Linked DNA regions of Homo sapiens: region 1 is linked to region 2. A link is a loop called in an ENCODE intact Hi-C map of the cell type or tissue named here. Cell type or tissue: ovary. All regions are shown on one strand. Links, peaks and the distances in the headings refer to the core of each region. The heading gives the core; the rest is flanking DNA.

What was found. Hi-C counts contacts between places; a loop is a spot of excess contacts. Peaks named below come from ENCODE experiments on the same cell type or tissue, not always from the same donor. Only the 100,000 strongest peaks of a DNase experiment are listed, where the experiment ranks them.
Region 1: it touches region 2 in a loop (7-fold over the local background); 1 of 110 quality-filtered maps calls a loop at or near these places.

What each region holds. Positions count from the first base shown.
Region 1 is chr13:66,638,300-66,654,616 of GRCh38, forward strand. The region is part of intron 3 of PCDH9 (protocadherin 9); the gene reads right to left. The region is part of intron 2 of LOC105370247 (a long non-coding RNA gene); the gene reads left to right. Among named protein-coding and RNA genes, the nearest start is that of PCDH9-AS2, 180 kb to the right of the region's middle. In ovary, for the core only: no CTCF peak of the experiment used is centred there; no DNase peak of the experiment used is centred there.
Region 2 is chr13:66,830,415-66,846,731 of GRCh38, forward strand. The region is part of intron 3 of PCDH9 (protocadherin 9); the gene reads right to left. All of the region lies in intron 1 of PCDH9-AS2 (PCDH9 antisense RNA 2), which reads left to right. Among named protein-coding and RNA genes, the nearest start is that of PCDH9-AS2, 13 kb to the left of the region's middle. In ovary, for the core only: no CTCF peak of the experiment used is centred there; a DNase peak (open chromatin) is centred at 4,887.

The DNA.
Region 1 (16,317 bases), core at 7,238-12,237, 190 kb before region 2:
CAAACTATGCAGACTTAGGCAAGGTCAGTGTGTGAATGGGAGACTTTCACTGTATTAATCAGTAGAAATCTAGGTAAGAAAAAAAAGGCGAAGGGACTGTATTCTGAGTTTATGCCAAAACAATCTGCAGATCTGTTGCCAGCCATAAATTAAAATTTACTGCCAATTTGTGAACATAAAAAATAAAAGGAATAGAAAAGTATCAAAGACTGCTAGAGTAATTCTGGACTCAAAAACAGAATAATTGTGAATTTTGCATGTCTTAATGAGCAATTTTTTTTCATCTAGAGAGTTACAAAAATATTAACAACCTCAAATAACGATTGATGAAATCAAAACTAGCAATTTTTTATGAGGAACATATACACATGACATGTTATGAGCTTACAGTAAATATTTATTTACTGAATGAAGATGAGTTAACTGGAATTAACGTATGAAATCTAAAGGGGACAGAGTAGAAACGAAATATTATTGTCCATCCTTCAGTGTGATTTCTCACGGGAAAAGTTACCTGTCTCCTCCATAATAACTTTTAAGAGCCCTGCCCTGTTTTAGAAGTTGCAAAGTGAAACATGATAACATTCCACTAGCTGTCAGCCTTTCCTCCTTTCCTCTTTGAATTTTTACATTTTAGAAGATTTGGAGACAAATGGGAAGGTTCAGTTTGTGTTTGAGAAAAATAAGCAACAACTTCACTGATCCTATTTGATGAATGTGAAGGTGTCAGCAATTTCAAAATAAATTTTTTGATTCCTAGTTTTATGCATGCTATATAAAGTAGAAATTGGGTGCAGATGATAACTGGCCATTTAAAGTCAAGCAGTATTTTCAGAGGAAATGGGGGAGTTTGTCTGCACTCTACTTACTGCTCTTTTAACCAGTTTGCTGTTTGCCGCTAAGCAACTGCTTTGTTTGAGGATAGAGCTGTCAGCTTTTGTTCTAACTTACTACTCAACTGCATGCTTAGTTGTGGAGACTTGTTTTTATGTGTGTGGAAAACTCACATGGACTTAAACTTGGCCTGTTTGATTTGTAAATGTCTTATTGTGAAATGAGTTCCTCAAACTAAGGATCTGTATTTTTTCTGGGATTTGTAAAGTGCATCAAATACCTCTTAGGACTCCCTGTGGTAGAGAACTCATATTAATGTCATAAGGTGATAAGTAGTCTACTGTAATTTGACATTTGTTTCTTGTGATTTCAGTTAACTAGCATCTATCATGTGAAAAAACAATTGGTATCTTTAAGAAACTTGAGAGAAAAGTATACCCTATACTCCTTTTGGGTGTAGTCTTGGTGCTTGAATTTAAACATTTGAAACAAACATAAAACAAAAAACTCTCCTTCACATCTTTTTCTCCTGTGGGACATTAGAGAAAAAAGAAAGTTCTGAATCAACTTCCCTTTATGGTTTGGGGACATCGCCCCACCCTTATAAGTCTCCTCAGGGGTTCAAAGCAAACAGAGAGGATTAAAAATTGTCTGCATTGTTGGTGATTTGCTTCTTATATTCTTGTTTATTAGTTCCTGCTATCAGAAAAGTCCTCAACCTATTTCTCATTGCCCAGTAGGAATGTGGTACTTTATCTGAGCACACGAAATATAAAATGACTACATTAAACAGGAGCAGCTGTTCCTGAATCTGCAAGCAGAATTTTGCATCTATTAATGATATGTACAGAAATATGGAGGAAAAAACCCAGCAAGAGTCCTTTCCAATTTAGTTTTCTAGAAAAAACAAATCCAAATGAGAAAGTAAGTTACCCTTACCATATTTACAAAATCAGAATACATGATGGCTGTAGCAATTTAATTAGAAATTACATTAAATTATCACTATTATTAGATAAATATATAGACATCACAGATACAACATACGGTTTTAGAAAAAGGAGGCTTTACTTTGGATAACAAAGTATCACCACAAAATGTGTGATAAACCTCTTGTCAATATTTATAACAAAAATGGAATCTGATTCAGTGTCTACTACTCAAGAATTTGTCTCAGTTCCCTGTAGCAGATTTTACAAAAGAAGTAATGGGAATCACCCTAGCATTCCCCTTGTTAATAATTCTCCATACAAAGTAAGACTTTTAAAACCAAAGTAGGCCACGTTTTTAAAGTAAGTTGCAGCTTTTAGGACATAGCCCCAATTTTATACAATAATTAACCTCAGACTATGGCCAGACTGGTAAAAAAGTTTAAACAGTCACGCACCCATGCAAAGACACACACACACACACACACACACACACACATCCAAACATGCTTTAAACTGTCCTCATGTATTGCTGAAAAGGGAAAAGATTGTAATTACCTAGTAAGAATGAAAACTAGTAATTCAAGCCTTTAAAGGACAGATAATGTTATTCCAAGTTAGAGAATGAAACACAAATAGAGGGGTTGAAGAAGTGATCTCGGCAGAAAGTCTCTGAGAAGTACGATTACTGTACAATAAGGTTGTTTAAAAAATGCTCATGACGGATTGTTAATTTGCACCTATAATGTAGCATAATCTGTTTCAACTGATCTTGTGTCACACAATGCAGTTTTGTTTCATTTATTTAACTTTTGGATTTTTTTTTTCTTTTTTATGGAGTCTCACTCTGTCTCCCAGGCTGGAGTGTAATGGCACAATCTCGGCTCACTGCAACCTCTGCCTCCCGGGTTCGAGCAATTCTCCGGCCTCAGCCTCCCGAGTAGTGGGATTACAGGTGCTTCCCATTGCATTCAGCTAATTTTTGTATTTTTAGTAGAGATGGAGTTTCGCCATGTTGGCCAGCTAGGCTGGTCTCAAACTCCTGACCTCAAAAGTAGTGAAGGAGTTAAGAAGCTCCTTCCAGTAGTCCTAGATCATGTAATGGAGATCTATCACTGACAGATCATGGATTATGATTAATTCTGAGCCATCAGTCACATCTTTTTCAGCAAAAAAAGAAAAATGTCAATGGGAATGATGTACCCCTGTAGCACAGCTTTCTAGTCTATGATTCAAGGAGACAGCCATATAACTATTAATTAGCATAGGATTCACAAAAACAAGCAGTCACGTTAAAGAACTTGATCCTCTTCAGTAGGTTAATGGGAGGATTAATTTGTATGGAGAAAGTGCATGGTCATGCATAGTCTACAAAATGTAGGTAAAGATCCTAATTACACTCGCAGTGTATGGAAATATGTGCGTGCAAGAACAGAACATGACAATGAGACTATTGACAAATTACCGCATTCTCTCCTCCAGGCTCTACTAAAAGCATGACATGTATTTGAGAAATGTTTTCCAGAATTGAGGAGAGAGGGGAAACAACAGATATGGAAGGGACTGTCTCTAGCCATATAGAACACACAAAAAAGCATCCTTTGAATTTCATCTTAAATCTTAGACTTATTAATGCATGATATGAAGGGACAGATAGATGATGGATGGACAGAGAGATATAGGTAGTTAAGTAGATAGAAATATCGATATGGGTTGACTATCCAATGCAAAACTGTGTCTGTATTTAACTACCAAATAAAAAAAGAAAGTTACAAAAAATTCATGTATTTCTTCTTAGTAATGGTATTGTGAAAAATGTTTGTATTGTGAAGTGCAAGCATATTCTAACTGGCCTTCTTTTAATTTTCTCAAAGGGTTTCAATGAAAATATTGTTTGCAGTTGAAATATTTTGATTAGAAATGTGTAATATTCAAGCACTATTTATTTACTTCCAGTTATGTAAGTGAGGAATAAAATAAAGATACTTTTAAGATATAGATAAAATGTATATATACATTTGTGAGCATATGTATAGGTATCTATATATTCATGTAACAAAACTGATGCACAAATACCAATACAAACATGCTATATGTGTCTTAAAATGTGGAATTTATATTTTTAGACAGTAAAATTGTCAAACATATCTGAGATCTTTACTTATTAATGTTGAAAATAAAATCCAAACTTTATTAACTTAATCTCAGAAAGCCTAAATTAATGAAGATAAATTCTGATATATGTTATAGTCCAAAAAAGGCCTTTTTGGCTATGTTTGGTGCTATGTAACATATAGCCTGACCAGGTAACAAAAAATTATTTGTTTAGAAATATTTCATTGAGTGTAGAATTCATCATATGCAATTGTGGTTATAAGATGAGAAAAACACATCCTGAATTAACAGAAATCTTATAAAGTATCTATTCTGTTCTTTATTAGGTACTTAATGATTCATATGCTATGGCAGTAACACCACTAGATTTTTTAAAGTTTTCAAATTTATGGTTTTGAATTGTTTTGAAACCTTGCATATTATACGACACAGCCTCAAGGTGTCAACACTTTGCCTTTCACGACCTGATTTTATTTTTTCAAACACCTAAAATACATTAGAAGTAGTGAACAGTATTTTTTAAAAAAAGAAATCATAAAGTAAAAATGGCACATTTTCTTCAGTAGCTTAAAAATTATATTTGAGGAATTCCAATATAATTGGAATTCCATTAGAAAAGTGGAATTCCAAATATTTTGAGAAATCACAATATTAAGGGTAGCTACGAATGAGGGCAAATTTGAAGGACAGCACTTATTTAAATGCATAATTTCTGTTCTTTAAATAAAGATCAGTCTCAATTTTATTCTCAACTTATATGCAGAAATGTTCTTTTTGGCTCATAAATTTAGTAATAATAATAAAGGCAGTATGGTATGAGAGAATGCGATGAATAATGATAGACTTCATAAGCGGTTTTGAATCATAGAAATCTGAGAAAAAGCTTATAAAACAAGTTTCCAACATACAAATTGAAAAGTAACATTCAGATATGGAAATAATATCAAGATATTTTGGGAAGTTTTAATAAACATTAATCAGTAGATGGAAAAACACTGATGACCTGATAAGCTGGAGGAAAATATGTTTTAAGCCTCTCTTGCTTTAAAAAATATAATATGTAACTACCTACTCTACTCAGCTAGAATCAGAGTCCTTATAATGATCTTAAGGAAACAGAGAAACTAACCCAGTTGGAATAAACATGAATAAGATTTTATATCTCTTTTCTCCCGGGTAGAGGAGTCTTTGTTCTGAACAGTCGAAGTAGCTGGACTTCATTTTTTTTTAATCCACCTATTATTTCAGACAGTCACTGTGACTTTGAGCCTGATATTTGAAACAAAAATCACTCCTACATTTCAGCGATAACCGCTACTTGCCCTATGGCTTTTTAGTTAGTCTGTCCTTTGAAAACATTACCGAGTCACCTATCTCAGTTATTTGTGCACTAAGGATAATTTGTTTCTTCTGGATACAAATATAAAATTCAAACGTATGTCAAGAACTTCTATATGTCAAAAGCTTCTGTAAGTTTAGGTAGCTTCTGTAAAATGCTGAATTGTACTAAAAAATGTAGTTACTTTAGAAGGCATGACACTCTCAAACATTATGTTCTAAATGTGGATAGAGCAATCTAGAAGGTAAACATCCTAAAATAGTAGCAATATGTTTTTTGAAGATAAAAATGTAAACACCAGTAAGTTCTCTTGACTCTAAGATCTAAAGGATATACACAGAATTGCCTTCTAATTTTTGTCTAGGGCAGAGAGGGAAAGATAGTTTCCAAATAAAACATGTACAAAATTTCCCACACCTGGAGGGAACTTACTGTCTAACACAATTTGCCCTATGCATTAAAATTTAAGAACAATAAGACAGCCTGCAATTAGAAAAAATACATTAAATTTTCTAAAATTTATACATAGGCTCACAAATATCAGAAACATATTATTGTATGTATATAATGTTAAAGATGATGAACAAATTGCTAGCCTGAAATGACTTTTTCAATGAAATTATTAGAGTCAACAATTGCTTAAACATGTGTATTTAAACAAAATGGAGGATAAATACAATACATAATTAAAAGAAATATTTTATTATCTAGGGTATAAAAAAACATGATAAGTTAACACTAACATTAACTATGAATTTTATTAATAAAAAATGCATCAATACTGGCTCATCATATGTAACAGATGCTACACTCATGCAAAATGTTAAATCGTAGGGAAAACTGTGTTCAATAAGACAGTGTATATAAGAATTCTTTGTACTTTGGGCACAATTTTTCTGTAAACCTAAAACTGCCCTAAAAATAGTCTTAAAAAAAGATTAGAAAGAGGAAGTAGACAAACTTTTGTAGTAAAAATAACAGACTTCGGGCAATTTTCAAATCATTTAAATGATAGCACTGTTCAATATTATGTTGAATCTTACTTCTATTGAGCTTGTGTGCATGCATGCATGTGTGTTAGTGATATAGATAATTATGTATCATCATTCTTATATTTAGCTCTGAATGGGCCATTTTACATCAGTCATCAAGGCTCTATATTCACATAATTACATATATTTCAAAAAAAAGTACTTCTGCTTCCACAAATTTGTAATTGTGGTCCTCAATTGTCCTCGGCTTCTATTTTTTAATTTTTTAAACAGTATAGACTTTAAAGTTTCTACATTAAATAGCCATTTAAAAATATTTTATAATGATTTAAACAAATGTTTATTCTCCAAGAGACATATTTCAGAGAGCTAACTTCATGAAGATGAAATGAAATGCTCCTCATATTAGAAAATAATTCTGATCTAGTTCATGTCCTGGTCTGACAGATGGAAGAAGATAGATGATGGCACTTTGAGAATTAAGAAATCACCTTTCCTGGAACAGATCATAGAGCGTACTGTCTGTAGAAGGCATCTTATCTGAGGCTTTACCAGCTGATAAAGCACATAGAGAATGCAGTTCAGACATCTTGTTTTATCACTGACTTTTCATAAATATGAAAATCTAGAAGAGTTTCATCAGATTTGCAGTTTGGGTGATAACCAATCAAACGCAGCAGTTCAGCAATATTAGTTACTAAGAAACTCTGATAGAAAAAAGTTATTTTAGTGCATGAGTATGATCTTATGACCCCTTCCTCCTCCCCATCACCCATGCATATAATCTCCCGTAGTGTTTGCAGGGCAAAACTGTTAGAAGAAAAAAGTACAATCATAGTGTTTCTGGTAAAAGAAGAAGTTGAAAATCAACAATTTGAGATATAAATATATTTTAGCAACATTGTTTTAAAACTTCCAATCTGTTCTCCTTACTAATTTCATTACTAGTTTCCAAACTGCATGCGAGAGACATTCATATTAAAAAAATAGAGTACAAGAGAAAGTAGCTAAATTATGAGTCCTTATAAAACTGATATTTCTAAAACTAAAACATAAAAAGAATTTGAAAACGTGGAAAATGCCTGCTAAAATAGAAGGATATAAGATACACTTGTAAATGTGGAGAAAATATTCTAGGATAGAAGAGTTTAAGAAAAGTTGAGACTCCCTAGAGCTCTTTAGTCAGCTATTCAACAAACATTGTTGATCACCTACTTTCTATCAGAGACCCTGTTAGATATTGAGATTTTTGTCAATCAAGACTGGTACAGTCTCTCCATTCATAATGTTTATAAAGTAGTAAATGAAATAGAATAGAACCAGTAATTACAAATGAAATAGGTATTATGAAGAAGAAATTCAGGGTACAATAGAAATAAGTAACAGAAAGATCCAATCTATACAGGGAAGTCTTCCAGTAAGGGATATAGCAGGACATGAAGGGCCACTTGGCTTACACTGGGAGGCTACAATTCAAAGTCCCACTAGCTTATAATTCTATGCAAAACAATGAAATAATAACTCTACAAAAGCCGCCTCTTGTCAGCTTTGTTTGAATTCCTGTGTGGAACACAAACTCTGTATCCCTGGAATAAAACTAACAAGAAAGATTCTAGATGTTACTGAAACATGTTTCCCAAAGCTTCTAGAGTTCTCTTATTTTTACTCTGTCCCTCTAAATACATTAACATAAACAGAGATGTAGTGATGTTTACCTTTTCAGGATTGAATTATTAAGTTGCAATAATGCTGGGTGCTTAATAATGGTATCCTGATACACTTCCATTGTTTCTTTTCAGATTTCTTAATATAGCTGGGATTTTCACTGTATTTTCTGAAATTATTATCAAAATCATACATTAAGAAAATTATGACCAGCTATAGCTAGAAATATAAATTTCTAAAAGGCAGGAACCATGTCTTATTTGAATTGATATATCTAGCACTTCACATCATGCTTAGCACACGACAAGAAATATGTGTTGAATGAAAATATACAACCATGTACATAATCAGAAACTATTTTTTCCTTAATGACAGTAAAATGAAATAACTGACTTGACTTCATTTTTCTTAACATGAAAAACTGTTACTTATCTGCTCAGAAAAAAATACTGAAAAGAGAGATGGAGCAAGATGGCTGAATAGAAGCCTTCACCAATCGTCTTCTACACAGAACATCAAATTGAATAACTATCCACACAAAAAAAGCACCTTCATAAAAACCAAAAGTCAAGTGAATGATCACAGGACTTGGTTTTAACTTTATATCATTGAAAGAGGCGTTGAAGAGGGGTAGAAAAGAAACTCTTGAATTGCCAACACCACCCTTCTTCCATGCCCCAGCAGTGGCTTTGTGGTGTGGAGACAGTATCTGTACACTTGAGGGAGGGAGAGCGCAGTGATTGTGAGACTTTGCATTGGAACTCGGTGCTGCCCTGTCACAGTGGAAAGCAACACTGGGCAGAACTCAGCCAGTGCCCATGGAGAGAACATTTAGACCAGCCCTAGCCAGAGGGGAATCACCCATCAAGTGAGTTCCAGCAAGCTTTGCCACCAAGACCTAAAGTGCTCTGGAGTGCTAAATAAACTTGAAAGGCAGTCTAGGCCACAGGGACTGCAATTCCTAACCAAATTCTGATGCTATTCTGGGCTTGAAGCCCAGTGGACTTGGGGAGTAGGTGACTTAGTGAGACACCAGCCAGGGTTTCCAAGGAAATGCTTGCACTATCCTCCCCCATCCCCAGGCTGTACAGCTTGCGGCTCCAGGGGAGACTTCCTCCTTTTACTTGAGGTGAGGAGAGGGAAGAGTAAACAGGACTTTGTCTTGCAACTTGCTTACAAGCTCAACCATAGTAGGATAGAGCACCAGGCAGAGTCTTGAGGCCCCCAATCCAGGCCCTAGCTCCCAGATGACATTTCTAGATACTCCCTGGGCCAAAAGGAAAACTGCTGTCTTGAAGGGAAGGACCCAGTCCTGGCAAGGTTAATCACCTGCTGACTAAAGAGCCCTTGGGTCCTGAATAATCAGCAGCGGTAGCCAGGTAGTACTCACCATGGCCCTTGGGTGAAACTCAGAGATGTGTTGGCTTCAGCTGTGACCGAGAACATTCCCAGCTGTGGTGGCTATGGGAGAGAAAAATCTTTCTGCTTGAGAAGGTGGGAGAGAAGAGTAAAGGGGGCTTTGTCTTGCAGCTTATGTACCAGCTCAACCACAGTAGGATAAAACATCAAGTGGGTTCTTGGGTTCTCTGATTTCAGGCATTGGCTGTTAGACAGCATTTCTCTACCTGCCCTGGGCTAGAGGGGAGCCCATTGCCTTGAAGGGAGTGTCTCATACTCACGAGCATTCACCAGAAGCTGACTGAAGAGCCCTTGGGCCTTGAGTGAACATCAGTGGTAAGCAGGCAGTACCTGCTGTGGGCCTGGGGAAGAGACGGCCAGGGGGAGAAATTCTACTACTTGTGGAAAGGAGAAGAAAGGGTGGGAAAATCTTGTCTTTTGGCTTGGGTGCCAGCTCAACCACAGTAAAATAGTGCACCAGAGAGATTCCTAAGGTTTTCAATTCCAGGCTTTGGCTTCCAGACAACATCCCTGAATCTGCCTGGAGCCAAGATAAACTCAATGCTCTGAAGAGAAGGACACAACCTAGTTGGCTTTGCCACCTGCTGACTGTACAGTGCTAGAGACTTGGGCAAACATAGGTGGTACCCAGGCAGTGGTTACTGCAGGCTGGGGGTGAGACCCAGTGCTATGCTGGCTTCAGGTCTGAACCAGTGCAGTCACAGTGGTTGGGTGGCCACAGGAGTGCTTGAGTCACCCCTCCTCCAGCACCAGGCAGCTCAGCACAAAGAGAGAGACTCCATTTGTTCAGGAGAAAGTAAGGGAAGAGAACAAGATTTTCTGCCTGTAATCCAGAGAATTCTTCTGGACCTTATCGTAGACCACCAAGGTGGTACCTTCAAAAGTCAGCAAGAGCCACAGTGTTACTGACCTTGGGGTGCCCCCTAATGCAGATGCAGCTGCAATAATCAAAAACTTAGGTCACAACACCCAACTCCCTTGGAATACCTGGAAAGCCTTTCCAACAAGGATGGGTACACAAAAGCCCAGACTGTGAAGACTGCAATAAATACCTAACTTTTCAATGCCCGGAGACCAACAAACATTCTCAAGTATCAAGACCATCCAAGAAAATCTCACCTCACTAAAAAAAACTAAAAAAGGCATCAAGGATCAATCCTGGAGAGACAGAGATATTTGACCTTCCAGACAGAGATTCAAAATAGCTATTTTTAGGAAAGTCAGTGAAATTCAAAATGACACAGAGAAGAAATTCAGAATCCTACCAGATATATTTAACAGAAAGTCTGAAAAAATTTTAAAAAACCAAGCATAATGCAATTGACATACTAAACAATGTGTCAGAGTCTCTTAACAGTAGAAGATCAAGCAGAAGAATTAGTGAGCTTGAAGACATGCTACTTAAAAATACACTGTCAGAAGAGACAAAAAACGAATGAATAAAAAAGATTGAAGCCTTCCTACAAGATCTAGAAAATGGCCTAAAAAGGGCACATCTAAGATTTGTTGGTCTTAAAGAGGAGGTGGGGTTTGGGGGAGAAGGTTATTCAAAGGGATAATTACTGTAAACTTCCCTAACATAGAGAAACATATCAATATTCAAGTAAAATAAGGTTATATCAGAGCACCAAGTAGATTTAACTCAAATAAGACTACTTCAAGACACTTAATAATCAAATTGTCAAAGGCCAAGGATAAAGAAAGGATCTAAAAACAGCAAGAGAAAAGAAAAGTATGAGACAATGGAGCTCCAATACATCTGGCAAAAGACTCTTCAGTGGAAACCCTATAGGCTAGGAGAGAGTGGCATGACATATTTGAAGTGCAAAAGAAAAAAAAACTTTTATCCTAGAACAGTATATCAAACAAAAACATCCTTCAAACATGAAGGACAAATAAAGAGTTTCCCAGAAAAACAAAAGCTAAGGGATTTCATCAACACCAGACCTGCCCTAAAAGAAATGCTAAAGGGAATTCTTCAGTCAGAGAGAAAAGGATACTAATGAGCAATACAAAATCATCTGAAGATACAAAACTTACTGGTAATAGTAAGTAACGGAAAAACACAGCATTTTATAACACTGTTCTTGCGGTGTTTAAACTACTCATTTCTTGAGTAGAAAGACTAGAAGGTGAATTGATCAAAAATAATAACTACAGTCACATTTCAAGACATCAATGGTACAAAAAGATATAAATAGAAAAAACAAAAAGGTAAAAAGCAGTGGGGCAAAGTTAAAGTGTAGAGTTTTTATTAGTTTCTTCTTCACTCACTTGTTTGTTTCCTTAGACAATCCGTGTTAGTTATCATTATTTTACAATAATGCATTATAAGATATTATTTGGAAGCCTCATAGTAACCTCAAATTAAAAAAAAAACACAAACACACAACAGATACAAAAAAATAAAAAGCAAGGAATTCAAACATACCACCATAGAAAACCACCTTCAGTAAAAGGAAGATAGGAAGGAAGAAAAGAAAGAAGAGAAGGCCACAAAACAACCAGAATACAACAAATGGCAGGAGTAAATCTTTACTTACCAATAATAACATTGACTGTAAATGAACTAAACTGTCCAATCAAAAAAAATAGAGTAGCTGAATGAAAAAATAAGAACCAATGATCTGTTGCCTGCAATAAACACACGTCACCTATAAAGACACACCTAGACTGAAAATAAAGGGATAGGAAAAGTCATTCTATGCAAATGGAAACTAAAAAAGAACAGAGTAGCAGTATTTGTATCAAACAGATTTAAAGACAAAAACTCTAAAAGAGATGCAGAAGAGCATTATATAATGATAAAGGGGCCAATTCAGCAAGAGTATATACCAATTGTAAATATATATGTACTCAGCACTGGAGCACCCAGATTTATAAAACAAATATTATTACAGCTAAAGAAAGAGATAGACCTCAATACAATAATAGCTAGAGACTTCAACACCCCACTTTCAACATTGAAAAGATCAACCAGACAGAAAATCAACAAAGAGTAAGGGGACGTTGTCTTGCAAAGTCCCCTTCACAGTGGACTTAGTATACCCTATAGACCAATTGAACTTAATGTACACTATAGACCAAAAGGGCCTAATAGATATTATATAATATTTCATCCAACAGCTGCAAAATACACATTATTCTCCTCAGTACATGAATCATTCTCAAGGGTAGACCATATATCAGGCCACAAGACAAGTCTCAAAAATATAAAAAAACATTGAAATTATATCAAGTATCTTCTCTGATCACAATAGAATAAAACTAGAAATCAATAACATGAGGAATTTGAAAACTATACAAATACATGAAAATTAAATAATACATGCCTGAATGACCAGGGGGTGAGTGAAGAAATTAAGAAGGAAATTTTTTAAGTTCTTGAAACACATAATTATGGAAACACAACATACCAAAACCTATGCGATACAGCAAAAACAATACCCAAAGTAAAATTTATAGGTATAAGTGCCTACATCAAAAAAGCAGAAAAACTTCAAGTAAACAACCTAAAAATGCATCTTAGAGAACTAGAAAAGAAAGACCAAAGTGAACCTAAGTTAGTAGAAGAAAAAAAATAATACAGATCAGAGGAGAAATAAATGAAAAAAAGTACAATTGATCAATCAAACAAAAAAGTGTTTTTTAAATAAAATCCACAAACCTTTAGCCAGACCAAAAAGAAAAGAGAGAAGACCCAAATAAATAAATTAGAGATGAAAACTGAGACATTACCACTGATACAACAGAATCAAAGATCTAGAGGTTAATATGAGCAACTATGTGCCAATAAATTGGAAAACCTAGAGGAAATGAATAAATTCCCAGACACATACAACCTACAAAGATTGAACCATGAAGAAATCCAAAACCTGAACATACCTATAACAAGTAATGAGATCAAAGCTGTAATAAAGTACTAAAAAGTCTCCCAGCAAAGAAAAGCCTAAGACCCAATGATTTCACCATTGAATTTTACTAAACATTTATTTAAAGAACTAATACCAATCTGACTAAAACTATTCCAAAAAATAGATGAGGAAGGAATGCTTCCAAACTCATTCCATGAGGCCAATTTTACACTGATACCAAAACCTGACAAAAACACATTAAAAACAGAAAACTATAAGCCAATATCCCTGATGAACATTGATGCAAATATCCTCAACAAAATGCTAGCAAATCAAGTTCAACAACACATTAAAGGTAACTCATTATGACCCAGTGAGATTTATCCCAGGGATGTAATAATGGTTCAATATATGCAAATTGCTCAATGTGATACATCATCTCAAGAGAATGAAGAGCACAAACCATAACATCCTTTCAACTGGTGCTGAAAAAGCTTTTGATAAAGTTCAATACCCTTTATGATAAAAACACTCAAAAAACTGGGTAGAGAAATAACGTACCGCAATACAATAAAACCATATATGACAGACCCAGAGCTAGTGTCATACTGAATGGAGAAAACCGAAAACCTTTCCTCTAAGATTTGGAAGAAGGATGCCCATCTTCATCACTGTTATTCAACATATTACTGAAAATCCTAGTTAGAACAATTACACAAGAGAAATAAATAAAGGGCATCCACACTGGAAAGGAAGAAGCCAATTACCCTTGTTTGCAGATAAAGAACCTAAAGACTCAATCAAAAAATGATTAGAACTGATAAAGTCAGTAAAGCTGCAGGATACAAAATTAATATATAGAAATCAGTAGCATTTATTTATGCCAACAGTGAACAATCTGAAAAAGAAATCAAGAAAATAATCCCATGTACGACAACCACAAATAAAATAACATACTTAGGATTTAACTTAACCAAAGAATGGAAAGATATCTTCAATGAAAACTGTAAAACATTGATAAAAGAAATTAAAGAGGTCACACAAAAAAGGAAAGATATCTATGTTCATGAATTGGAAGAATCAATATTGTTAAAATGTACATACTACCTAAAGTAATATACAAAGTTGGTTCAATCTGTAAAAAAAAAAAATCCAATGATATTCTTCACAAAAAACAATTTTAAAAAGTCCTAAAATGTATATGGAACCACAAATTACCCAAACCAATCCTGAGCAAAAATAAGAAAACTGGAGGAATCACATTATCTGACTTCAAATTATACTACAAAGCTATAGTATCCAAAATAGCATGGTATTGGCATGAAAACAGGCACATTTACCAATTGAATAGAATAGAGAACAAATGGAGAAACAAAATAGAGACACAAATCCATACATCCACAGTGAACTCATTTTTGACAAAGGTATCAAGAACATACATTGAGGGAAAGGATAGTCTCTTCAATAAAAGATGCCATGAAAACTGCATATCCACATGCAGAAGAATGAAACTAGATTTCTATCTCTTGCCACATACAAACATCAAATAAAAATGTATTAAAGACTTAAATCTAAGACCCCAAACCATGAAACTATTAAAGAAAACACTGGGGAAACTCTGCTGGACAGTGGTATGGGCAAAGATTTCTTAATAATACCCTACAAGCACAGACAAACAAAGCAAAAATAGACAAATGAGATCACATCAAGTTAAAAAGCTTCTTCACAGCAAAGGAAAGTCTGTTTCCTTTGTTGTCTAACAAAGTGAAGAGACAGTCCACTGAATGAGAGAAAATATTGGCAAACTATCCATCTGACAAGGGCTTAACAACCAGACTATATAAGGAGCTCAAACAAGTCAACAGGAAAAAAACCCTATTAATCTGATTGTAAAATGGTCAAAAGATCTGAATAGACATTTCTCAAAAGAAGACATACATATGGCAAACAGGTAAATGAAAAGGTGCTCAACATCATTGATCATCAGAGAAATGTACATCAAAACTACAATGAGATATCATCTCACCCCAGTTAAAATGGCATTTTTCCAAAAGACAGGCCATAACAAAATGCTGGCGAGGTTGTGGAGAATAGGGAACCCTGGTACACTGTTGGTGGGAATGTAAATTAGCACAATCACTATGGAGAACAGTTTGGAGGTCCCTCAAAAAAGTAAAAATAGAGCTACCATATGATCCAGCAATCCCTCTGTGAGGTATATACCCAAAAGAAAGAAAATCGCCGGGCACGGTGGCTCATGCCTATAATCCCAGCAGTTTGGGAGGCCGAGGTTGGCGGATCATGAGGTCAGGAGACCCAGACCATCCTGGCTAACACACTGAAACCCCGTCTCTACTAAAAATACAAAAAAATTAGCTAGGCGTGGTGGCGGGCTCCTGTAGTCCCAGCTACTTGGCAGGCTGAGGCAGGAGAATGGCTTGAACCCGGGAGGCAGAGCTTGCAGTGAGCTGAGATCGTGCCACTGCACTCCAGCCTGGGCGACAAAGCGAGACTCCGTCTCAAAATTAAAAAAAAAAAAATAGAAAGAAAATCAGTATGTCAAAGAGACATCTGCACTCCCATGTTTATTGCAGCACTATTCACAATCGCAAGGATCCAGGATCAACCTGAAGTGTCCATCAGCACCCAATATGTGGTACATAAACACAATGGAATATTACTCAGATAAAAAAGAATGAGATCCCATCACTTGCAACAACATGGATGGAACTGGAAGTTATTATATTAAGTGAAATAAGCCAGGCACAGAAATACAAACTTCAAATGTTCTCACTTATCTGTGGGAGCTAAAAATCAAAACAATAGAACTCATGGAGATAGAGCGTAGAAGAATGGTTACCAGGGGCTGGTAAGGGTAGTGGTGGGGGTGGAGACATGGGGATGGTTAATGGGTACAAAAATATAATTAGAAAGGATGAATATAATCTAGTATTCCATAGCACAACAGGGAAACTACAGTCAACAATAATTTATTGTATATTTTAGAATTACTATAAGAGTATAATTAGATCACTTACAACACAAATAAAGGATAAACACTTGAGGTGAGGGATACCCAGTTATCCTGATGTGATTATTAAGCATTGTATACCTGTATCAAAATCTTATGTACCCTATAAATATGTGCACCTACTGTGTACACACAAAAA
Region 2 (16,317 bases), core at 2,105-7,104:
ACAACATCTCAGAATTCTCAACGTTAATAAATATATTCTAATTAAATATAATGGAAACTAAAGATGCAACATTAATACATGCATATGCTTACGTACTGGGCACATATAACTAAAAGTATCAATTATATTTACATTATGAGAAAAGATCAAGAAATTAAGTAATGAATTATGAGTCAGTGGGGATTTAAATTAAGGCCTGTTACCTAATTGTAGCTGTCCATATAGTAAAATTCTTAAGCCAGTTCTAATAAATTCAACATGCATTAATTTTAGCTATTTCAATTTAACCATGGCCAACAAATATGTAAGTCAACTCAGGATATTTTAAATAAAGAATTACATGGTTGATTATTTTTCACAATTGCATAAACAACTTAAAAAATTTCAGGGGGGTCTAGAAAGAGAAGGAAAGAATGAATTAAAGGTATTAGTATATATGTAAATTAGATCTAGGTAATATTTATGTTAAATTTTAACTTACTTTTTAAGTTTTATATTACACAAGTTTTGTCCCTGGGGCACAAGTGCCATACTGAAAACACTAATAGAAAACACATAAAATGTGAACAGCTGCAGTTATTAAAAATATCCCTTAGGGTAGGTCAATACACAGACATGAGTTTATATCATAGCTTGTTACATACAGACTCTAGGAGGTTTAAGGGAAATATGAGTTATAGAGAATCAGGCTCTCCATGGACAGATGCATCTACAGATAAGATTCAAATTAATTCTTGGGCAGTAGTGTCTCTTTCTGTCTTACTGATCTTTGGTGCATACTAAGTTGTTGACTCAAAGTGTATTACTATTATTTCTATTGGCTTGTGTGCAGCACTTTGCATTTTGAAAATGCATCTACAACCTCTTTTTTGTTTCTAGCTAAAAAGCTCTTTAACATTGACAGAGTACTGCCTGAGATGTGGCTTCTGGACACCAATCTTTCCTAGAAATTAAGCTGCAATAAGCAGGCATTGTTTTACTTATCTTTCATATTCTGAATTTTTAAAAGGGAATTCCAGAGTGATAGCAGCTGTGACAAGCATACTAATTTGTATTCACCTTTTGTGTTTATTAGCTGGTTTGAGGAAGTGAGTCAGGAAGATGACACCGACACAAACAGAAATAAAACCTGGATGTCACATGGTGTCATATTAAAGCCGAGAACATTTAAAAAGCAGAACAGCCTAATCTTCAGTTAACCTCTATTTAATTTTCATAAACAGAATTTCATCTCAAGCACCAAATTAAAACTGAGGCTGAGAAATGAGCCTGTATATTAAGATGTGTCCAAATCAATTGTTGTCATGATGAGTTGCTGGTTTTCAACCTCAGATTTATAATGTGAGTCACCAGGTTAGTATTTTGGGGTTACAATTAGTGGGGAGCATTTAAGTATGGATTTTACCCTAGTATAAGAAGATGACACTCAGCATCTGGGACAACACTGTTTATAGAATTACAAGTCACAAGTGTAATAAAAACTGTGGAAAAAAAAGTGCCAAAATGTCTGCATAATTCCTTATAAATCATTTTTTTAGGGGACATAACATTGGGAAATGATTTCAAATACATTCTTTGTCTTTTCCTACAGCTGTGTGCCTGTATTGGGTACAGACCAAAACATAGGAGGCCACTACAGTTTTCAGAGTTAAAGGATGACAGTAACTAATCAACTACCTAAAAAAATTTCTCTTTGACATAATAACAGCACAACCAGGGAACATTGCTAGCTGAGAGGAACAAAATTCAATTCAAGATTAAAAAATTAATGATTATAAATAAAAATTGCATAGTTTGTTTTCAACAGAACTGGAATTTATAATAAATGTATGCCGTATGACGTTTTATAGAGTTGAATTTACTCTATTTAAATGTGATTAATAACTGAAACAGAATTAGAATATTCTTACATTTAGTGAGGTATCTAAAACACACTGCAAAAATTTACACACTTTAACTCTCTAAAATACCACGTTTTTCCCTACATTTTATCTTGAATAATGATAAATTATAATAATTATTAACACTTTATAGACATTTATGCAAAATCAAATCTCTACAAAATATGAATATTTTATAGAAATATTTTTCAAACACATCTATATATGTGTATATTGAGTATACACATGCACAGATATGCATGAATAAGTATATTAAGAATGAGTAATCGTTATCCATTTACAACCTCATTATATATTTTCCTCCATATGGGATGATACCATCTGGATACATTTAGGTTACAATGCATAAATGGCTTTCCCAAATATTCAATAAAACAAAATTTAAAATGTATATATTTTTCCGTGATTGGAATCCTATCAAATAGCTGTTAATGTCAATTCAGAGATGTTTAACCATTAGCTTAAATCAGATGATTAACAAATGTTTCTCTGGTCCTGTGCACTACCAAGATCTTGAGTCACTATGATACGATACCAGTTATATACTAATCATAAATAGCACTGAACTTATTTCTACTACCCCCTGTATTCCTCCTCTACTACCTATACTTGCAGATGGAACCAACATGCCCCAAATTGCTCTGGCTCTGAATCTTAGTGTCCCACCTCTTCACATCATAACAGAATCAGCTGTCAACTCTATTTCTATCTCAAAGTTTTCCTTTCTTTTCATTCTCATTGTCCATATTTTAAATCGTATACTCTACCATGTGGTCTCGTAGCCAACAAGTATTTACCCTTCCTAACAATCCTGCCCGTTAATGCCAGGTACATGTACCTTGAGGAGAGCTATGCTGCTCTAACCTTGCTACTCTAATGTTGTTACTGATTTCTCAGAGTAACATTACATAATATGCCCAAACTTATTTCCTTTCTTTCTTCTAACAAAACGGGACTGAATCTCTTCATTGGATTCCATATCTTGTCTTGTTCACACTGATACCTTTGACTTCTCTCGGTCCTTTATTTGTATTTCTATATGTGTAAATTCAGCTTGTTTTCAGTCTGACATGCCAGCTCCTCCATACATTTCATTTGATCCTCTTTCCACCCCAGGGCAGAGGGTACCCTAATATTGTCTTCCTCACTCACTCTGTACGTCTCTGGTACATAACATTCTATGTTTTCTATACTGACAGTGTAGCTGTCCTTCTTATTTAGGGAGTGGAATCACATTGGAATTGGGCACAATTTCTCATCTTTGTAGTCTTCACAATGTCTAAAGATTATATTTACAAGGGCATGTGATAGAAACCTAATTTTTAATGGGTGAATAATTGAAATATAGTAATTTTGACATTTCTCCCTATTTCTTCCTATAGTTTGAGTTTAAGTTAACAACTTCATATAGAAAAAAAATCAAATGTTTGCAGAATAGGCATTTATGAGTATATGATCATTAGTTTCCAGATTTAAACCTTGGAGAGGACGAAGAAACCAGTTTTATAAATTTGTAATTTAAGCAAATTATTTACTGTGCTATTTAGGAAAATATGGATAGTAGCCAATCAGTGACAGAAATGACTTGTCTATGACCTGTGCTGGTTGAATAGCTGATAATGAGCTGGCAAACACTGAAGTTCATTGAAACTGCTACCAAAATATCTGTTTCTATGGGGAGAAAAAACTTTTGTAGAATGAAAAAAATCTAATTTATAAATCAATTTTTTGCAATATGGCACACTTCATATATACATAATCTTTATACATTGATGTCCCTTCAACATTTGTTTGGCAACTTGTTATTTGTTATCCTGAATATAATTTTATATACCTATGGTCTTTTTTTTTTTTTTTTTTGAGACAGAGTCTCACTCTATTGCCAAGGCTGGAGGGCAGTGGTGCAGTCTTGGCTCACTGCAAACTCCGTCCCCCGAGCTCAAGCAATTTTCATGCCTCAGCCTCCTGAGTAGCTGGGATTACAGAAGCCCACCACCACATCCAGCTAATTTTTGTACTTTTAGTAGAGACGGCCAGGCTGGTCTCAAACTGCTGACCTCAGGTGATCCACCCGCCTCGGCCTCCCAGAGTGCTTGGATTACAGTCATGAGCCACCACTCCCAGCCCCTGATGGTCTTTTGGTTTCTGAACTTTTCAAGGAATGCATTTTATACAACTGTACCCAAAATTACTATTTATAGATATCTTAAACATTGTAGAATCTCACAAAAACACTAGAATGCTTTCGAACCCTTGGACATTTGCTTTGAAGGAAGTACAAGGTAGTATACTGTATTGTTCATATATGTAGCTATTTAACACTAACTGTAAGATGCCAATTCATTGCACATTGGGGAATCTAAAAATTAACCTTTCTGGTTGTGTTTCAGCTAGAACACTCTATGAAAAGAAATATAGCAAAGAATCAAAATGCATAATGTTTACTCAAATGCCACTAATATTTAAATACATCTGTAAGTGAAGCTTCCTACTGATCCACTTAACACTTCAGCAAAAGGCTAATGAACCATGGAACGCTTTGCTCCTCTTCCTAACCTGGATGCTATGTTTAAGAGAATGCTCTCTTTTAAGTAATAGCAGGAATACTATTTAAGTTGAGGTCAGAAAATATCTATCTAGTTAGCTAAGTTTTAAACTTAAAAACAATAACCTAAATAATTGGGACAGATCCATAATCATTACAGAAGTTTATTTACATATGCAGGCTTTACTGGGCTTGGTTCTGTGGAGAGACAGAATCCAAGGACAAGGCCTGGTATGTCCTGAGGACTGACTACCAAATTGACATAGTCACTGAAGACAATCGTCAGCCAGGCCTAGTTCCAATGGGAAACAATTTCCTCTGGCAGCTTTTAAAGTCTGTTTTTGTAGGAAATTGCCTCTTGGAGCATATAAAGCTAATTCATGGCGGTTCCCAGAACTCCCGCACACCCGGCTGGAGCTCCCCTGTGGATGAGGCTGTCTTGTTGACATAATCGAGCTCGGCTCTTGGCAAAGCTCCAGCTGTTTGTGTGGAGCCAGTCAGATTAGGCTGAAAGCCTCTAAATCTTCCAAAGTGTCCCCAGGAAGGGAATATAAAATGGTGATGGTGATATGGCAAGACCCAGGGAACACAGCAAAGTCACGACATTTGTATTTGGGTCTGTCATTGTGATTAAATAACACAGAATTTGTTAGTAGATTTAGCAGAGGTCACGACACAAAAGTGATGGATGATCTGCAGTTCTATTTTTGCCCACTGAATCTGTGTTATATGCCGGGTTAACTTTTCTTTGGGGATTTGTTATGGTGCTACAAAACCTGTCCTCCTGCTAACCACCCAACAATTTTTTTTTATGCTAGAATGTCTATAAACATCTGAATTAATACATTTACAACCAATGGACTTCATTTCTTTGGCATGAAAAGTATTAGAAGACTGTTATATATTATACAACTGAAAGAGAGGACTGCTTTTAATTTGACTATCCTCTCCCCATTCCGTTTAATACATACTTATTAAAGATTGTCAAGGGCAAAAAATGTTATTTACCTCAATTATAAAAAGCAAGCATGAAAAAAACTTAAATATGACCCTAGACACTTAATTTGAGATAAAAGTTAAAAATCAAAAGCATATCATTTTAAAATATAAAAGAACCAGCATATCTTTTTCCAGGTGTGAGAAATACCAAAGTTTGAACATTAAAGTAATATTAAGTGAGTTGAAACATGAGAAACAAAGAAAGCAGCAGCTATACACAGAATAGATAGAAATAAAAATGAGAAAAACATTTAGTCACATGGGGAAACAAAGTTGAAATAAAGTGTATATTTGTTTGAATTTGATATTGTCCACAATAGTGGACACTGAAGTTCAAAACAAAAAGCAATTTCTCTTATACTCTTGACCCCTCTTTCTCGATAATCAAAATCTGACATGAGACCTCTCCCCAGTAGTTTAGGATAAATTTGACGACTGGAGATTCAATAATCTTTATGTTATCCAAATTTTACTAACTATCCTTCTTTTATCATATTCCTTCCTTGTTTAAATATTATTTTCATGTATTTTTTTAAAAAATTACATAATGTTCCTTTTGTTTGAAATGTCTTGCTGATACCTAGTCTTATCTGCCTATCAAACTTGACCCTCTTAATAATTCCGTTCAATTTCCTTTCTTTGTTGTATCTTCACCTCAATCCTACACTTAACAGGAGCAGAAGTTAAATCTATTCTCTGTGCACCTACATCAGCACTCATTTCACTAAGCAGTAATTTTTACTTTTAATCTGTGTTATCCAACAAAAACTGAGCTGTTTGAAACCAGAAATGCCATTTTCCCCAACTTTTGCTATATTGTTGTCTAGAAGAGTTTCTAGGGCTTTGTGGAAATTGAGTAATGTTTCCTAATAAATCCATCAGGGACTTGCCTTGTTTCTGACTTTCCGTATGTTACAATCGGTGGGTAAAAGTAAAATCCTCGGTCAGATTTTCTTTTCTTGAATTCCAGATCTCTGATGTACCATCTGGAATAAGTGACTTTTTTGAGCTTCAAAACTTTCCTATAAAATAGTCTACCTCATGTAGTTCTACCAGAGGAATAACAGCGCTCGAGTACAAAATTTGCTTAGAAAAGCTCCAGTATTTAAAATGTGCCCAAGTATACGCTAAAAATCAGCACCCTCCCCATCACCTCTTGTCAGCATCCACATAAGAGACCACCTGTGTGGAAACAATGAGGATTTCCTTGGCATATGTTCTCACGCATGGATGGAATTGCTAGGTTATAGAACATGCTGAATTTCTGAAGGTCAACTGCTTCAGCTTGCACTTTTGAGGTATACTGTTAGCTGATGCTTTTTATTTTAAAAATTTTCTTCCTTAATTCCAAAATCTCCCCAAAATGAGTTCTCTTTTGAGTTTCTCTTTATTTTGTACTTAATAAATACAGAGCATTTAAAATTTCCCAGGTCCTTTTCTGAATGTTCCACGAGTGTTAATTCCCTTGGTCTTCATGAAGTAAGGTACTGTTAGTGGCTTCGTTTTACAGTGGGGAAAAGTGAGGAATGAAGAAGTTAACTGACCTGCCCACAACGAGGCAAAAACATACGGTGGAGCGGGAGCAGCCTGGCTCCAAAGACCCTGCCCACGACCGCTGCGTTCCTCTGCGCCAACTCTGAGTTGTTCTGCCTTTTTAATGACTTTACTGCCCTCCTTTCCTTTACTCTCTTTTCCTTGTCCCTTTCTGCTTCCCTTCTCTAAATTAAGTAACGAGGAAGGGAAGGAGGAGAACAACACTGTGTAGGGGACAGAAAACTTTCATTTCTTTCTGTTCTTATTTCCAATGTCGCTCTGCTCTGATTCCTACTAAGAAAAAGTGCAAAATATTTCAATTCTTTATGCCCAAATGACTTTCTCGTTAAAAAACGACCTTTCCAGTCATCTTTGTGTAACTATGAGGTATTGGTAATATTTTCATCAAATAGGCTTCAAGGAGATAAAAGCACTCCCCAGGCAATAGAGTTTCAGGACACAACTGCCAAACACACACCCAGGGGAATGAACACAGGGTTTCTTCCTCTCCCATTTCAATCAAAGAGTGCCAGGAAACGCAATGGTAATAAGAAGATGATATAAATGAAATTGAACACTAAATTTTCACTGAAATATAAAGAAAAAAATTTAACATCAAAAATTAAAATTAAAGCATAAAAAATTTAAAATGAAATTAATCCACTATATCAAATTTTCCAGTTTTGTACTTTTTACCATGACTTCCAGGTTTCTAAATATGTATTCATGTTACAGAACATATATTTCATTCTATAATATTTTTTTCTCCCCTTTATTCTTCTGCAAACCTCAACAACTCATTACAGTCTAACTGGAAAGCTATTTCCATTTTCTTCTTGAAAGGTCTCTTTGGGTACACTGTAGACATTTGAGAAATGTAGACCAGCAAAATCAACTGAGTAGTACCATGCACATTACACTTAATATTTGCAGGAGTATTTTTATTTCCCTTAATCTTTAAAAATATTCAATTCTTTTTTTAAAAAAAAAATTCATTGTCAGTGCAGTTATTTGGAAAAAAATAAGGTCTGAATTGTCTATAAATAAAATAAATACTTTGTACACATTCATATATCCATTAAGAATAATGTTAAATTTAGCCAGGTTTTCAAAAGAGAACCTGCTCTGATATTAATAGCTAAAATGTATTTGATATATTTTACAAGCTTTTGTTCTACTTCATTAAAATTAAACCAATATTAACACAATTTTTCATGCTAGCATGAAAAACTCTGGTACATAAAAACCCATGTGAATGTTTGCATTTTAATATTACAGTCGAAATAAAATGTATGAGTTTATAGCCATGTCTTATTACAAACACAGTTAAATATAAGTGTTGTGACTTTATTCTTTTTTTCATTTAAAAGGAAAACATGATGTACTAGAATTATTTAGAGCAACTCATTTCTCTCTTCTGCTTATAATGTATGATGCACTAATCTCTAGTAACAGACTTTTATTCAAAAGGGAGAAACGATCACTTTAAAAATAATGTCACTTATTTAAATAATTCAGAACCAAAAAAAGGCACTGCAAATACATTTTGAACTAGTGCAAAGAAACTAACTCCCTCAAATGATTATCCAATCTGTGCTTTTGTAAAGTGAAAAACATAATAATGAAATTTTAATCAGTTTCCTAATACATTTTGTATAAACATTATTTATTCCAAAAGACAGAGTATTAAAAAAACTTTAAAAATAATATTATAAAATTTTCAACATACTGATGTTCAAAAATATCATCTTATAGAATATTCTGAGATATATATATATAATATTATGTAACTTATTAATGTGCAACAATCACTTTGTATTTTTTAGGTCCAACTAGACATCTCTCTTTCTTGCACTCCAGTTTCTTGCTTCTGAAAAATTACCTTACATTGTCTCTAGATATCTCAACAGAATTTCCAAGATATGATGTCCCAATTTTAAAAAATGTATCCCCAAATCTATCGTTTTCTTTTCTCTAGTGTCTTTCCTCTTTTACTAATGGCAAAGCATTTCTAGTCAGTCAGGCTACAGATACCTAGGTCATTTTCTAGTTTTTGCTTCATACTTCACGGAGTGTGGCAGCCAGTCACGCCAGCTACGCCTCTGAAACGTCTTCCTGTGCGATGGGTACTTGCAGTGGCCTTTGCCATTTTCTTCTTCAGTTCAGGTATCTTACCTGCATATTTTAACAAGCTTTATCTTCATCTCCCTGTCTCCACTTCTGCATTTTCAGATGTACTTACTATCATATTATCAATCATTTTTCAAAAATACCTCTCTGATACCGTCAGTCATGCAGTCCTCTGCCCGAGTTAGCTAATTAGCCCTTCTTGTCTCCACCAGGGCTTAGAGTTCTGATGTGCATCGTAAAGCTCTTGACTGGTGTGCTATCCCACCTCCAAACACTTGTCAATTATTTTTCACTGCCACCCTAGTCCTCACATTCTCAGGGATTGCCTGGGGTTCTGAAAAAAACTGAAAAGAATAGTTGGAACTATGAAGTAGCCATTCATCATATTTTCTGATTCACAACTATTCAAATATTCTTCTTTCATATTTTGCCTTCTTGATCTGACTTCATGAGACTTTTGCCTAAAAATCTTAGTGCCATGGACACTGCATTTGGGCATCTCACTCCACCTGGACAGGTTGTTGGCCATTCCTAGGATGTGGTCAATTCCCTTAGCCCTTGTGGTGCTCTGTTCACACCATCTCTTCCCACAATAGTCAAGCCACTGAGGGCCCAATATACCCATACAAAAGTCTGTTAAACAATATTAAAAAAAATCTAGCACCATTTTCTGAATACTGAATATATCCTCTAATATGGAATCAACTACTCAAAGATCTTTTATATTACATTAGAAAGGTAGTATTTCTTTTCAAAGCAAAAACTGGCTCTTGAATAGAGTTGTAATCAGAATTAGATAACTTGGAGATTCCTTTTGCATTTGCAAGTATTTGGAAAATAAAAATATAGTTAAATATTCAAATACATCTTGACTTATTCATGGGCATTGATATGTTTATGTAAGGTTAATTATTTAATCAAAATAATTTAAAATAATTTGACAAGAGAATTATACAGAGAACCCTGTTTTATTTAACGTATCTATCTTATTCTGTGTAACCCTTACTATATACAATCATGTAACGAAGTTAAAGATAAAACATTCTCTACTAAATAACTACCAGAATTTTATATTGACTTGTGCAGCAACAAAGCACTTGCAAGGAGGCAAAAACCTAAACTGTTGAGAGAATGGGAGCTGTGCTATAGGAATGGCTCTAATTTCACTCTAGTAGGGCAGTTTTTCCATATGCTACATTGAGTATTTCTGTTGTACATCTGTTGCATGACAAACATAAAATGGTTGGGTTCACTATCAATTATAGGCTGGAACAAGTAAGATTTCAATTACAACAGGAGAGCAAAACAGCTGGGAAATCCCCGAAGGGAGGTGCAAGAACCAAGGGGGTGAAGCAGGCATCATAATGGTACATTGCACACTACTAATTAGAGAGAGATGAAGTCAAGTTAAAAGAAAATATACCCCTGGATGCTCTGTTTTGTAGAAGCCATTTGGGTACTGAAAACGGTACCTCGGTGGCTTGTCTCTCTGAATTCTCATGTAATTGTTGCCTCATGAGCAGCTTAAATAAAAACTGTAGCATGAAGGTATGTTATTTTTTAAGGATAATTTATTTTTCAAAAAATAAATGTGATTAAATCTAAGCATTTCTGTAATATCCAAATTTATTAAAAGACAGATAGCTTTAAAAGGTAGCAAAATTTAAAAATGAAGAAAATGACGATGAGTTTTACAACAGCCTACAGCCACCTAAATAAGGAATGCATAAATATAGGCACATATAAAAGTCTTCTTGACAAACATATGTATGAAAAAATCAGGGATCGTTCTACTACTATGTGTACTCCATGAAAATTATGTGATTTCCCCCCACGCTTGTTTTTCATGTTTAACTAAGTGAACTAGAAGCAGTGAAAATTAAAACAGCATAATATGCTATTGAAAATAAATTCTTTTCTCACATAGTTAAGATCAAGGGATATAATTAGGAATTAGCTATAGGTTATAAAATGTTAAGCAATTTAAACAGCAAATTTTCTCTTTCATTTTTATACTCAACATATTTCATAACAATAAAGAAAACAAGAATAATAATAATTTTAAAATGATGCCATATTTGAAAAGTCTGATCTATAACCCATTCCATCCACTTTTGTTGGAGATTCACTTTTGTTGAGCTATGTGAATATCTTACATAACAATATCAAATATAATAAAAATTATTATTTTGACAAATGTTAATGGAAACACTAATGTTTACTTTGTAGCTCAAAAATGGCTGCTATGAAAAATGGAGGGTTTAACATAAATGTGAAGTTTTATCTGGAGTCCTCCCACAATGATTCTATTGCTTTATTTTTCCTACTAGAAAAGTACTTGGGAAAATATACAATCATGGCATTAGTTCCGGTAAAAGTGATTATGGGATCAGTTAAGACAATGTGAGAAAAACTATGACATTCCAAAAGGAGAAATTACAGATGTTAGAGAACAGCTGGAGGTGAGGATGAGGGGAGGGAGAATCTAGCATAACTCCAGGATTCTTAGCTTGGGAAATTAGGAGCAGAAAAGGTAGGAGAGAATTTAATAGGAATATTAGCATAGACTTCTCTAGGCACACAATATGATACTTTACTAACATCAAATGTAGCTTCATTTAACTTCATAATTTAAAATTATGTTTTTCCTTAATTTTTCTTATACATGGTATGGTCATTTTTGAAATCCAATAAATCCTCATATAGTCACCTTTATGTCTGAGGGCAACATCTGCTACAAAATAATTTACCTATGACCTAAGTCTTATTTAAACATTATACTGAAAAAGAAAATTTATTTCCCTTACTTGCTCTCCCTATGTATACATAGTAAATTAATTCTAATGTGGTTCAAATCCCACTCCTGAAAGCTATCTGCATTGAACAGAAAAGTGTAATTCTTGGCCCCTCTTCCTCTCTCGCCCTTTTCCTTTGAAACTTTTTTTAGGCTTTGTATGAGACTTCCAAAAAAGCCCAGCATGGGTCCCATTGACGATTTGACCTCTTTTAGCCCCCAAAATTCTGTGTTATTTTCCTCATATTATAGAAATAGGGACATTTCATCTCTTTTCTGAACTTAGAATAGCATAAAATTACTTCCAATTTGTGAATAAAATGACAAAATAGCATCAATTTTTGTATACATCAGTGTTTTTGTAATGACATTAACTGTTAATCCTAAGATTTCAAAAATAAGAATAAAATATCATCTCCTGTTTTGGGTAATGGGAATTCAATATTATAAAACTATTCCAAGCACTAATGAAGAGGGAAAGTAATGAATTGGATGAGGGTGAAGGGAGTGATTTTCTTTTCAGATCTGGTAGTGTGAGATGTCTCTCTAACTCAGATATATAGGAAGGAATCAGGCAGTGTTTCAAAATTAAATTCAGAAACATGCCCAGCCTCTATGGAAACCACGAAAGAAGGGCTCTGTATGACAGGCAACAGCAAAATTGCAGCTGCTGAGATTGTGTGTGTAGCCAAGTGCCACTTCACTCTTGATCTATGTTAAGCTGACTGAAGGAAGAAAATCAATTACTATCGGCAGTGAACTTCAGGTAGACCCAGGTTTGAGATGCCAGCTACACACAGGTGTGTGCCCTCAGCAAAGATAATTCTGACTGAACATTCATTAAGAAGGGGTGCTACTGTATTCCCTGCTTTGAGATTTAAGTGGTTGTATTTTACATGTAGACAGAGACAGATGGAAAAGCCCAAATATTGTAAACCTCCCAACATCACCAACAAAAATATCTGCCTTTACTAGTTAAAACTTTTCTAGAAGACTAGGTCTATTAAAGAAGTATTCAGCTACACACATGCACATACATACACACACACACACACACATATACATGCAATTACACACACGTTATAAAATGCTCTGGTGAACACAGTCTAAACTTATTAAAATTAAAATACAAAGGCCACATGTATTGAATATTTGCTGTTGCCTTCAGACTGGAATCCACTTCATTTATTCTAGTAACAGTGTCCAAATTTGCTCCGGACAAACGTCTTCACCTTCAGTCTCTGAATCTGAGGCCAAGGACAAGCAAGGCCCATTAGAAACAGCACCTTCTGTCCTCACAGACACTAATATTTGTTCAGGGATGGCCTTGTGGCTCATTTTCATAGGGAGATGGGGTGAATATCACAGCTAATGTGTACACTCTGGAGAAGACTGCATGCTGAGAACATATGAGCTGGGCCTACTTCTGGGGCCCCATAGCAAAGTCTTTCAAAGGAACAACCCAGAGGAATGAGGTTAAGAGATGGTACCTGCTGGTGACAGTGTTTGGCTCTGAAATGAATGTATCCAAACTACAAGTCAACAAGTGTCCTTATAAATGCCCTTTTGGGGTGATATCATGTATGTAAGTGCATTCAGGGCTTAAATTACCAAACTTACTTCTGTGGTGTCCAATGCATGATGGAACGAGTAGACCTGACTCTAAAATGTAGCAATACTTCACTTTCTAATACATTTTTTTTTCAAGAATATCTGAGCAACTACTGACAAAATGAAAAATGGGGAGTGAGTAGTGTGTGGAAAATCTGTGATTGAGTTCAGTTCTCAATCTAGTTAATTTAGAGAGGAAACCCTACAAATATTCAAATTACGATTTAATCCTGTATTTGATTTTATTTTCCAAATTCTTCATATTCAACACCATAAAAAAGATTAGTTTCTAGCATGAATCAGTGGATAAAATTTCAGAGAAATAAGACAAGAATATACTCCCAAACACTACAAACGGCATGAAAGTCCCTAAAATTGGCCAGGCACAGTGGCTTACTCCTGTAATCTCAGCACTTTGGGAAGCCGAGGCGAGTGGATCCCGAGGTCAGGAGTTCAAGACCAACCAGGCCAACATGGTGAAATCCTGTCTCTACTAAAAACACAAAAAATAGCTGGGCATGGTGGGGGGTGCCTGCAATCCCAGCTACTCAGGAGTGTGAGGCAGGAGAATCATTTGAACCTGGGAGGTGGAGGTTGCAGTGAGCCGAGATCGTGCCACTGCACTCTAGCCAGGGTGACAGGGCGAGACTCTGTCTCAAAAAAAAAAAAAAAGTCCCTAAAATTGACATAACCTAAGTAGCACGGTAACCATGAGTATCCAGCCTGTAAGAATTCTTTGTAAAGTGGAGAATGTCTAAAACTTATATTTCATGCAATGGTTGTTTTGGTTATTAGAGAAGTTACCTCATCCTGCCACATGTCCATGTTTTTGAAGTAATTTAGTCCAAAAAAGAAAAATAAAATCCAAAAAGCACTTCTCATATTCTTATAGAATCTTAGGTAGCACGTTCATACTCTCTAGGGCAAAGAAAATAAAATGTTAAAAGAAAGCCCAAAAGCCACGAGCATATTGTTTAGGGAAACTTGGGGTGTTGCTTCACCAGCCAGAAAACTCTATGGCCACTGGTGCCTTTGCCTGAGTTTTGCTTGTCTGGATGAGTCTGGGTTTTTTACGGGTTTCAGAGGGGAAAAGTGTATGCTGACTCGTCCATAGGCAGCCATGGGTGGGCCTGAAAAAAGAGCCATAAGTTCTCACTCCAGTCTGCAGCCAGGCCCCCAGCCTTCAAGCCGCCCTGGCTTGAAGGTGGGGCTTCACGAGGGACCTGCCCCTTTCTGCCCAGGAACCTGTCTGCCTCCGACCGCTGTTCATAGTGCCCAGGCTTATGCTAAGGGGCAGCTGTAGGCCAGTGCCAAGCTGCCCTCAGCCCCACTTCAGCCTCCCTCCCATGCTCATCGGTGCCCAAAGTCCAGAGGGGGCTGAGGCAGCAGGGAGCTGGCATCTCAGCGCTGCCGTGAGCGTGTGTTCACCTGGCCAGGTTGTGACAGCGCCCTGGATCAGCCTCACCTTTGCTTTGAGATCTGGCGCGGGAAGCAGGGAGAGGCTAAGCAGCAGGACCAGGCATTTCTGAGCCCGTGTGGGCAGGGAGGCTTCCTGGGTCCCCAAGAGTGAAGAGATGCCTGGGTCCACAGCCATGGGTTGGGTGGCTATAGCTGCGACTGGGAAGTCAGGGATCCTGCCTGCTCCCGGCCCCCAAGTGCACAGGGATGCCTGGATCCACAGCGCTAGCTTGGGCAGCAGCCGCTGCACCTAGGAGGGCAGTGCTCCTGCTTGCTCCGTGGAGGACACAGTGCCAACTGCACCTCCCTCACTGCAGCTGGCATCACGGCAGTGGCTGCTCCATATGGGCCGCCACTGCCATCAATACTTTTGCCATAGGTTGTGGAACAATTCCCCAAAAAGGAAAATGTTAAGTTCTCAAACTCAATGTGTCCCTCATAGTTAAATGTAACTTATAGCTTTGTGTATTATTTTAATACTACTACTAATAATAAATAGTTACAACATGCATAAATATACTTTATCATATAAACACACACATATGGGCCTTTCAAGACACAGATTAAGCTGGTAAATATGTATTTACATACTTCAAGTGGGGATCAGTACAATGATAGCTGATAATGTCATCCATGTATTTAGAGAGTTTAAAATATGGATTATCAACAAGATGGGCCATAACATTTCTACTGAGGCCATTACAATCCAGGATGTAAACACACATAGATAATGCAGGGGGAAAAAAAGACCAAAAAAAAAAAAAAAACAGCTTATATACAAGCAGTGAATTAAAGCTTTCTGGGAGCTAAATACAGGATACTGGTATATATTTAGAAAATGATTTGTAAAGAACTTGGAAAAAAATTACTAAACACGTAATACCTTTTCAATAGCAAAACCAAATTTTGTTTTGTCTAAATATGCAAGGAAATCTCAAATGTCAATAAAAATTAGTTAACATATTTTGTTAATAAGCAGATTTCAATCTCGCTGACTGATAGAATATATGAATGCCTTTTTTCACTACCAACATGTTGACCAGATGTTTTTTTAGCCACCTAAAATACTAGAAGTGGAAAACAATTAAATCACCTAAAATAATGTAAATATTTCTTTCATATTTTTAAAAACTGTATTTTTAGGAATATGATTCATATTGTTTGTCTTGTGAGAGTTATTACATTCCTTTTTCTTTATTTTTCTCTTGCTTTATATTTTATCTTCGCTTTCCTTCTCGTTCACTTCTTGCCAGAAATAAAATTATTATTCACTGTATTAAGCTAGAGTCCCTTTGTATCAGGTGAATATCCATCTCTGAAAAACATATGCCTATGACTAAGAAAGT